Linked DNA regions of Homo sapiens: all the other regions are linked to region 1. Evidence: chromatin loops called from intact Hi-C (ENCODE). Cell type or tissue: mammary epithelial cell. All regions are shown on one strand.

The links. A loop is a pair of places that touch in the nucleus more often than their neighbours do. Peaks named below come from ENCODE experiments on the same cell type or tissue, not always from the same donor. Only the 100,000 strongest peaks of a DNase experiment are listed, where the experiment ranks them.
Region 2: it touches region 1 in a loop (25-fold over the local background); 6 of 110 quality-filtered maps call a loop at or near these places.
Region 3: a loop joins it to region 1, with 8 times the contacts of the local background. A loop is called at or near these places in 5 of 110 quality-filtered maps.
Region 4: it touches region 1 in a loop (6-fold over the local background); 6 of 110 quality-filtered maps call a loop at or near these places.

What each region holds. Positions count from the first base shown.
Region 1 is chr15:83,379,679-83,382,178 of GRCh38, reverse strand. No RefSeq gene overlaps it. Among named protein-coding and RNA genes, the nearest start is that of SH3GL3, 66 kb to the left of the region's middle. RefSeq lists an enhancer at 1,806-2,500. In mammary epithelial cell, a CTCF peak has its summit at 1,354 (motif pointing right); DNase peaks (open chromatin) are centred at 1,288, 1,958 and 2,458; H3K4me3 peaks cover 132 bases; H3K27ac peaks cover 1,403 bases.
Region 2 is chr15:83,009,947-83,012,446 of GRCh38, reverse strand. It overlaps C15orf40 (chromosome 15 open reading frame 40), which reads left to right and starts at 808. Exons shown (of 4, transcript NM_144597.3): 1 at 808-950; 2 at 2,084-2,210. The coding sequence starts at 840. LOC124903542 (a long non-coding RNA gene) reads right to left here and starts at 706. Exons shown (of 2, transcript XR_007064742.1): 1 at 1-706. RefSeq lists an enhancer at 571-630. In mammary epithelial cell, CTCF peaks have their summits at 736 and 1,428 (motif pointing left); DNase peaks (open chromatin) are centred at 736 and 1,396; H3K4me3 peaks cover 1,929 bases; H3K27ac peaks cover 1,624 bases.
Region 3 is chr15:83,558,507-83,561,006 of GRCh38, reverse strand. SH3GL3 (SH3 domain containing GRB2 like 3, endophilin A3) reads right to left here. Exons shown (of 9, transcript NM_003027.5): 2 at 1,686-1,754. Among named protein-coding and RNA genes, the nearest start is that of ADAMTSL3, 94 kb to the left of the region's middle. In mammary epithelial cell, a CTCF peak has its summit at 1,450 (motif pointing right); a DNase peak (open chromatin) is centred at 1,476.
Region 4 is chr15:83,437,546-83,440,045 of GRCh38, reverse strand. No RefSeq gene overlaps it. Among named protein-coding and RNA genes, the nearest start is that of SH3GL3, 8.5 kb to the left of the region's middle. In mammary epithelial cell, a CTCF peak has its summit at 1,171 (motif pointing left); no DNase peak of the experiment used is centred here.

The DNA.
Region 1 (2,500 bases):
AAGAGCTCCTAAAAATTAATAAGAAAAAAACTGAACACACCTAGTAGTAAATGCCCAATGTCTGGTCAGCATAATAAATAATGATAGCAACAGTTAATTTACAGACTAAGAAATGAAAATAGTGAAAAGGTGTTTTACTTACCCTTACTAATAATCAAATAAATGGGAATTTAAACAATTAAAGATTATCATTTTCTACTTTCAAATTGACAGAAAGTTAAAAAGATGGAGAATACCAAATTTGGGTGAGGGTGTGGAGAAATAGGCATTCTCATGCTTTGTAGGTGAGGGTAGAGATTAAAACAATCTTCCTGGAGGGCAATTTGCCAACATATTTTAAAAACCTTAAAAATGAGCATACCATTTGACCTGTGACCAGCAATTATCTTCCTAGGAACTTATCCTAAGAAATTCATCATGTATGCGTGCGTACATTTGTTTATGGTTAACAGTTGTAAGCAAGCTTAATGTCCAATAGCAGGATTGGTTAAATGATTTTTGGCAGACTTACAGGAAGGAATACTAAACTACCATTAAAAAATAATGTAAAAGAAAATTTACTGCCATGTGAAAAGATTCATGATATATTCTTACATGGATAAAGTAAATTACAAAACAATATGTGTAACATTTAATGTAAAAGAGTGGTTACCTCTGGGGAGCCAGTTGTTTTTACTTTCTTTTTGCATTTTCTTTACATTGTCCATTTTTTAAATAAACAAATACTGATTTGTAATCAAAAGATACATAGTAAATGGTTTTTGTTTGTTTGTTTGTTGTTTGTTTTTTGAGATGGAGTCTCGCTCTGTCGCCCAGGCTAGAGTGCAGTGGCGCCATCTTGGCTCACTGCAACCTCCTCCTTCCCGGGTTCAAGCGATTCTCCTGCCTCAGCCTCCTGAGTAGCTGGGATTACAGGTGCCACCACCACACTTAGCTAATTTTTGTGTTTTTAGTAGAGACAGGGTTTCACCATATTGGTCAGGCTGGTCTTGAACTCCTGACCTCAGGTGATCTGCCTGCCTCGGCCTCCCAAAGTGCTGGGATTACAGGCGTGAGCCATTGTGCCTGGCCGCTATTTTAAAAATTACTATTGTTTGGAGATATCAAACATTTGAGAAATATAATGTCATATTCTTAAATATTCCAGTTCTGTAAGATCTCTTCAACCTGTGGTTATAAATGGAGACACATTATGAGTCATCATTCCTGTTTCAATGTCTCTGAAACCGTTTGCTGAGCTATTCTTCCTGGTTCCCTCAAAACCTCCTCATCGAGTTACTTCTGGGAGGAGAGTTGGGGTATCACAGAGACTTGCCTTCTTGCGCTCCATCCCCATCCAGGTCTGCTGCTGTGAAGCCACTTGAGGGCGCCTCCCCACTGTGACTGTGACACTGTGACCAAAGGGACCTGCCCAGACAGGATGCATGCCTGGGGACACTCTCTCTCTGAGCTCCAAATAGCAAGCCAAGGCACCTGGTGTCCTCACCTGCTGAGCCCCTGCCAGAAGTGAGGAGATGTCCCCCTGTCCCACTCTGGTCACACTTTGACACTTGGACCCCATTATCCCCCAGAATCCTACCACCTCCCCAAACATTCCTCCCACTCTTGTCTTCAGCCCTTCTCTTGATCAACCTCACACAAGGGTGCTGAAGTCCAGCCCCATCAGAGCCTCCTGTTTTTGAGACCTTCTTATCCTCCCTCTTGCCCCAACCCCTACCTCCCATACTGGCTTAAGACCCCTCTGTCCTGTAGCCAGAAAATACAGGTCACAAGCACTAGGAAAAATCATATGACTAGTCTCTCCCCAGTTTAACAGTGGACAAAGGTTTATTGCACTCCTACTGTGTGCAAAGGACGTTGGACATGGGGATGAGCACGCCCCCAGGAACTTCCACCCAGCTCACAACCCAGCAGGGAGGGGTTTGTGTCACATTCACCATCTGACTAGGGAGAGACAGAGTTTGTGGTGAATACCCACATTCTTAGCCTAAGATTCACCTGCTAATTGCATCTTCTAATGTTGTCCAAGTTTTGCTAGGTGACACTCCTCACTCCAAGGAAGCTGTGCCTTTCTTAGGGTAGCCCCCAGGGCATCTTGTTGCCAAAAGGCCTCAGTTTCCCTAGAGATCTCGGTTCCTACACTAACTGCCAAGCGCTGGAAGGGTGGAACCAAGATGAGGCACAGTGGGGCCGGTGCTCAGGAAAGCAGGCTCCTCTGGGGCAGAGAATGCCCGCCAGAGAACATGCCCCCCGACCTGGGCTCCCTTTCGGCCATTGATGAGGAAACCTGTCCCACGTCTGCGGCAGCGATGAGGCCTGGAGGGCAGGGCCTGGCGCTGCCTGGCAATGAGCGTCCCAGGTATTTGGTGAGTCCAGGAGCCCGAGGACTGGGCATAGGGTGGGGCCCGTCTCCAGTCAGTGTTGAAGGGACAGGAAATTCCTATTGGCAGGATGACCTCATGCTGACAGTGCTAGGGCGCGCCCGACAGGGGTTAATCTC
Region 2 (2,500 bases), 370 kb after region 1:
GGGCCCCAAACCTGGGCATTTCCTTGACTTTTCCCCCTTATTCGCACATGCAGTCATTCCCAAGTTCTGATCATTTCAGTTCCTGAAGATCCTTGAAATGATCAGCGCTCCACCCTCCCTGCGGTTACTCTAGTTCAGGCCACCCTCTCCCATTTAGGGGGCGGATCTCCCTGTCTCTGGCTTTTCCTCTGTCGGCCACAGTGCAGCCGGTGTCTTTCTAAAACCCAGCAAATTGGGCTGCTAATAATCCCTTGCTTGAAAGCCTTCAGTGACTCCATGATCTTGCCTCTGCTGATTTGTTTCATGTCTCTCCATATCACATGTCGCAGTGTATTTCCTCTTCTTTTACATTGTGGGATCCGCTGCGCCTGGCACAAGGTAGGTGCGCCATCGATACGTGGAAGATTCACAAGGGCCAAGCCGCCACGAGGCTCTATATCGACTTGATGGCCACAGGCAGCGCGTGGGACTCTGCATCTGCTGCTTGGCTGTGGGAGCGAGAAGACACCTGGCCCTGTGCACTCCTTGCCGCGCTCTCCAATTCTGAGAAGTGACAATACCTTTCTTTCCCCGATTAGGAAAGAGGTGACACACCTTCCTATCAGCTGAGCAGGGTGGGCCAAGACACGGTGAGGCCTCAGCTCCGCAGCTCCACTTCCTGGGGCTCGGCCCGTTCCAGAACAAAAGAGACTCGCGCATGTTCTGCGGCCACGAGACTCGCTCCCGCCGGCCTTAAGGTGTCGCCCTCTGGCCAGAGCGGATGCGCCGGGCGGTGGGGCCGCTCCTGCCGGCTACCTGCGCAAGCGCAGAGGGCTCTTCCGGCGCCTTCCCAGGCGGGGATGCTGCGGCTCCGCAGCGGGCTGAGGCACCTTCGGGCAACACCCAATACTCGGGGCTCCGCTCGGCTTCTTTGCGCCGAGATGCCTAAGAAGGCTGGTGCGACGACCAAGGCCAGTAGCAGGTCCCGTGGCGGCAGAGGGGTGGGCCTCAGGGGTACTTGTTGAAGAGCGCGGGAGAAGCGGGGCCCGGGAGTGAGTGGAGGCACTGCCAGCGGCTTGCCGTCTCTCAGTTCCGGGGCTCAGGACAGCCGCCGCCACCCCCAGAGCTGCGGCCTGCTGCCGTCGCCCCGCCTCAGTAGGCTGCGCTGCCGTCCACCTGGTGATTTCTGAGCGCTGGGCCCGGCGGCAGCCGAGCTCTCCTTGGGCTGCGTGTGCTGACCTTTGGCCTCCTACCCGCACTCCCAGTCCAGCAATTCATGTTCCCGCAGCGGCATGACCTGCGTTTCCCCAGGAGGCTGTATTCTGCTTTCTCCTCCCTTGCTTTGGCTGATCGCACCCCTTCTGTCAAGAATACAGCACTCCCATTTCCACCATCTTTGTTTGGCCAACCCCAGTCCGTTTCTCAGACTCAGCTCAAGCACTGCCTCCTGCTGGCAGCATTCTCCAGTGCCCCAATGCTGATTTGCCTGTGGGGTAATGTTCTGTGCCTATCTCATCGGTGCACTTAGCACAGTGTATTATAATTTTGTATGTTCTTTCTCCCTCGCAGCAGTCCGAGCTCCTTGAGAGCAAGGACCATGTACCTTTTCATCTTTACATATCCATTGCCTACATATTTGTTGAACGAAAGTTCCTAGCACAGCCCCTGTCCCATAACAGGCCTTTAAATATCAAGCACTATTTTTTTTTCCTCCCTTTCCCGCAACATGCAGACATACACACTTTCACCAACATTTATTAGCTCCGACTGCATGAGATACAATGATGAATAATAAATGATCCCTGCCCCCAAGGAATTGGAAATACAAAGCAGAGGGAGGAGCAAGCATTAAGGTTTAGAAGCCAGAGTTAGGTTTTCTTGCAAGGGGGGAAAAAACACTGTTGGGTTGATGGGAACCCTTCGTGGGAAAATTGAGTAGAGCCTTGAAGGTTGTGGGAAAAGCTTTCTAGGTGGCCAGAAGTCCCTGGACACCACTGATGAGCCTAGTTTGTCTGTTAAGGGTGAAAGGGGGTAGTGGAAGAATCAAATTAAATGTGTGGGAAAATATTTTGTAACCTGTAAAGTTGTGTGGTTGTCATTTTAGGGTAAAAGCCAGAGCAAGGAACCAGAGAGACCACTTCCTCCCTTAGGTCCTGTGGCAGTTGATCCTAAAGGATGCGTCACCATAGCCATCCATGCAAAACCTGGCTCCAAACAAAATGCTGTAACAGGTATACCTGGACACTGGGGTGGGATTCAAGTGTGAATCAGGTGTCTCCTACAGCCCTCCTTTGCTTTGGTTAGCTGAAAGCTTATTCTATGACAGTTGATTTTTCACATCTGCAGTTAGAGGCTTCTCCATTTTAAAATTCTAGATTCTAATGTAAAGGTGTCTTAAAGTGAATATATCTTTAAATCATGCCAAGTTACACGAAAACCATTGTATATTTTCCTCTTTAAAAATACAGTATTTTAGAAAGGACAGTTATGGAAACTTGTGTGTAGTCTGGATTATTCTTAG
Region 3 (2,500 bases), 180 kb before region 1:
TGACAGTTTCTACCTTAAAAATTCAGATGCTATGTTATGTAGTGCAGAATGGTTCATAACTATTATAATTTCCTGATAGACTACATTGACTGTATCTTTTTATAATTAAAAAGCTTTTTTAATTTAGTGCTTCTCTTGCATCAAATTTTATTTTGATTTTACTATTGTTCCTCTATTTTTATATGGTTAGCATTAATTATAGAATATTTTTTCCCATTACTTTCTCATTTCTGTATCATTTATTAGGTGGGTCTAATACCATCTAATGCATCTCTTCTGGAAAGTTTTAAAACTTCTGGTCATGTATTATATGTTTCCATGCTTTTCACTGCTGTAATAAAACAGATAATAGACTTTATATTTCTTCTGTAACTCACTGGGGTTTTTGGAGGTAAAAGGAGGTAAGCAAGAAGGATCTCAATCCATCAACCAAAACTAAAACTCTGGAAAAATGCTTTTAAATTTAACATTTCAACTGAATCATTTTGTTAGTAACAAAGCTATACATCACCTATTTGTATATTAAGAGTTTTTTTTAAGTAATTTAAGGTATGTCAATGGTGTGAACATGTTTCCATGGTTTTAAGGTTCAGAAATTAAGTTTTCTTTCAAAAGCAAAAACAAAATAAGCTTTTCTCCCTCAAGGCATTAACATTTCTAGACATTTAATAGTTCTCATCCAGAAAACAGAGAACTCCCTGGAAGATGAGCTGGCCAGAGCCAAGGTATCCTGGGGAGATACTCTCCCAGGCAGTGCGCAGCCTGGGGCTGGACTTCCTTCCCCAGCACCTGCTGACATCTCTGCTACCTACTGTATCTGCAGCCTTGATGTTACACCTGAGGGTGGATGCCTTGCTTCATTTCCTCCCTCTCTCCTCTGGGGTGGGGGGTCTAATTATTAAAACAAGGCTATGTTTAAAGGGCCCAGACAATGAGCAAAGAAACAGTATGTTGTTAATACTGGTGGTTCTAGTTCTGCCTCCACCTGAGCAACTCCACACAGCTGACTGGGAAACATGTTAAGGGACAGAGATGATACCATTTTTCTTTGGAGCATGTTACAATCATTTCTGTCTCAAGCCCGTCATATTTTTTGTAAGTTATTTCAAATACGTTAATGTTTGCATAATTCTCACAAAATCCATGTGAGACAAGCAGGGCACACTTGTCATCTCTGTATCAGTTCAAAAAGATGAATTCACTTATCCAAGTTCACACTCTGGTTCTACAGGCAGAACCAGGATAAAAGTTACTTGCTATGCAGCTCCTGCAACACATGGGAGCAGAGCCCAAGTCTTCCACACGGTAAATAAATCATTCTGCATTTCAAAAAATCTTGTCCCAGAAATACATTTTGATTCTCCAAAACATATACTACCAATTACTTTGGCCTTGCAGTAACTGCCAAGATTGCCCATCTTTTGCACATTCTGACTTCTGGCCACTAGAGGGTACCAGTTAGCCACATCGATCTCATTACTCGACCTGCCCAAACTGCATGTGGCTACAGGGGGAGGATCTGATTTGGGCTGGGACGTGGGAAAGTACTGCCTTGTAGATTGCATAATCCACACCTATATTTAAACATCCTAGATTTCCACTCGAATATCCTTTACAATAGCAGTATATCTCATATCACAATGAAAGTCAGTTTCTAATCAATTTACATATTAAAATGCTCTTACCCTTTCCATGTCAAGAAATTCATCGTCTAGTTTAGTTCCTTCAGCACCACTTATTTTTTCACTAAATAGCTGCAGAAATAAACATAAATAATTGCATTGTACAATGATTTCTTGTCACAGTTTTTTACCTAAATTATTAAAAACAGAAACAAAAAAACTTGGATTCAACTTGTTGGATTTTTTGAACTAACTCCTTTAAGAAAATTGTTGGAAGGGGTAACCATATCTAAAGGCACAGGAAGACATACATTTCTCATGCAGTCAACAGATATTTATTATGCACCTACTATGTGTAAAACACATGGTAAGTGCTGTAGGACATAGACAAGAGAGATACTTGTCATCAAGGAACACACAGTTCACCCAAAGAGTCAACACACAAACATTCAATTAAAAAACAAGAAAAGAACAATAAGAACCATTAAAAAATAATAGTACTAGAGACAAATTACTGTAAATGAACTAAGTGGTAGTCACTTCAGTGATGCACAGAATGGACTTTGAGAGCCCACGGCACTGGGAGTAGGTTCATGCGGGATGTGTTTCCTAGAAGATGTGGCATTTGAGCTGGCATTTTAAGGATAGAGAACATTTCATCGGGCGGCACTGAAGGAAAGGCCTTCTGGGATGAGGCATGGAAAAAAGAGCCAGGGGCAGGAATGGATAGGACAGGTTTTCTCAGCCTCGGCTTTATTGATATTTGTAGCAGATAATTATCTGTTGTGGGGGCTGTCCTGTGCACTGCAAGATGTTTAACAGCAACCCTGGTCTCTGCTTGCTAAAGGCCAGTACTACAAGCATGGACACACACACAC
Region 4 (2,500 bases), 58 kb before region 1:
AACAGCAGACATGATGAATCCCAGATGTTGAACATGGCAATTTGCCTTGAACTCACAAGATCACAACTGGGAACAAACGTACAGATTTTCTTTGCTTATTGTTTTACAAGAAGCTGAGGGAAAATCAATTGACAGTTAAGAAAAGGCCAGAAAGACTTTTCATTTTAAAATGTAGAGGAAAAATCTGAAGTATTTTTATTTGTTTAAAAATGAGGATGGGGCCGGGCATAGCGGCTCCCGCCTGTAGTCCCAACACTTTGGGAGGCCGAGGCAGGCCACTTGAGGCCAGGAGTTCGAGACCACCCTGGCCAAATAGAGAAACGCTGTCTCTACTAAAAAATATAATTACTTGGATGAGGCCGGGCGCGGTGGCTCACGCCTGCAACCCAGCACTTTGGGAGGCCGAGGCAGGCGATTCACGAGGTCAGGAGATTGAGACCATCCTGGCTAACAAGGTGAAACCCCGTCTCTACTAAAAATACAAAAATTAGCCAGGAGTGTTGGCGAACGCCTGTAGTCCCAGCTACTTGGGAGGCTGAGGTGTGAACCCTCAGCCTTGAGGAGAATGGCGTGAACCTGGGAGGCGGAGCTTGCAGTGAGCCGAGATCGCGCCACTGCACTCCAGCCTGGGCGACAGAGCGAGACTCCGTCTCAAAAAAAAACACACACACACACAATTAGTTGGGTGTGTGGGTGTGGTGGCACTTGCCTGTAAACCTAGCTTCTTGGGAGGCTGAGGCACGAGAATCACTTGAACCCAGGGCAGAGGTTGCAGTGAGCCGAGATGGCACCACTGCACTCCAGCCTGGGTGACAGAGCGAGACTCTGTCTCAAAAAAAAAAAAAAAAAAAAAAGGATGGGGTAAAGAGCACACTGCACAACTGCTATGCATCTCAATAGTAAAGGCAAAAGGGAATTAATGCATGTCATAGTTATCTACAATGCTTGACTCTGCTTTTCCGGAACCTATCAACAAACATTCAGTTAGAATTCTGGGCCATGCTGTAATTCCAATTAGCCTTTGTTAATTACATAGGTGCCATTTTACATTTCCATATTTTACCCTGGAGGATTTATTTTTCACTTCTACTAAAGAGATGCATAAAAGTTTGTGTTGGGGATGAGGAATTAGCCGAGCGACGCAGATGGCGTTCATAAACCCCTGCTGCCACCTTGTGGTGGTGTTGAGAAGCGACAGAGGTAAGCCTTTCTGAACTGTGAGTCTATAGTGGTTAGTTTCATGTCGTTTACTTCTAACTTTTAAAAAAGCACACTAGCATCTTGAGTCTTGACACAACAGCTCATTTTAATGGTGTGGCATGCAAAAATGTTGCCACAGAAATTTTCAGTTCTTACTGGAAGAATCTCAAGAAGAGCTGTCCCATCCCTATGGCATCAGCCATATAGGTAGAAGAACACATAGAAAATGGTATCATGCTACCAGAGGAGGAATTCGGAGAAAAAGGAAGTGACCACTAGAGTCAATGGTTACAATAGCAGTCCCCGGCTGGGCGAAGTGGCTCACACCTGTAATCCCAGCACTTTGGGAGGCCAAGGCAGGAGGATCACTTGAGCCCGGGAGTTCAAGGCAGGAGTGAGCTATGATTGCACTCCAGCCTGGGCAACGGAGAGAGACTCTGTCTCTAAAAATCAACAAAAACAACAAAAAGCACACAATGCCATCATTTTCTATCTATTCCCTCTACTCACTTTATTCCCTTCCATGGCACTTTATCTACCTGATATTTTAGTATATATGTATATATATACACATACATATATATGTTTTAGATTGTCATTTATCTCCCACTACCAGAGTGAGTGAAAGCACTATTAAGCAGCACTGCCCAGTTGAACTTTCTATGATGATGGACATGTTCTCTATCTGTGCTGTCCAATATTGGCAACCACTACCCAACTGTGGCTATCAATCACTGAAAAGTTGACAATGGATGCTTTCATTTTGAATTTAATTTTAATTAATTAAAATTAAATAGCCACACGTGGCTAGTGCTACTGTGTTGGACAACGCAGCTTTAGAAGGGCAAGAGAATTAATCTGCTTTATTTACTGCAACCTCCCAATACCAGAGAATAGCTGGAGTCCTAGAGCGGCTCAAAAAACATAAATATTCAGTTAATGAATAAATAAATAACCATGAATAGAGCAGACAAGCACCTAAAATAATGTATCAGATTTAACATGAAGTTGGGGGTGATGATTAAAGAGGAGTGGTGGTAAAAGTAGGTGGTGTTAAGGGCCAAGAAAATGTGAGAGGTCATTGTCATGTTGTGCATTCAGGGGGAAGTGAGCAGTGGTCCTGCTAGTACTGACCTCCAAGGAACGGTGTGTTTTCTCTGCAGCCAGAGGTTGCACTAACAGCTGGGAATCCTGCCGTGATGGTCAGCAGCGGAGGGAGCACAGGAAATAGGGTCTTCTCGTGGGGACATCTGGCCAGGTGTCCACAGCAGCTGTCACAAAAGATAGGAAGTTCCCATCT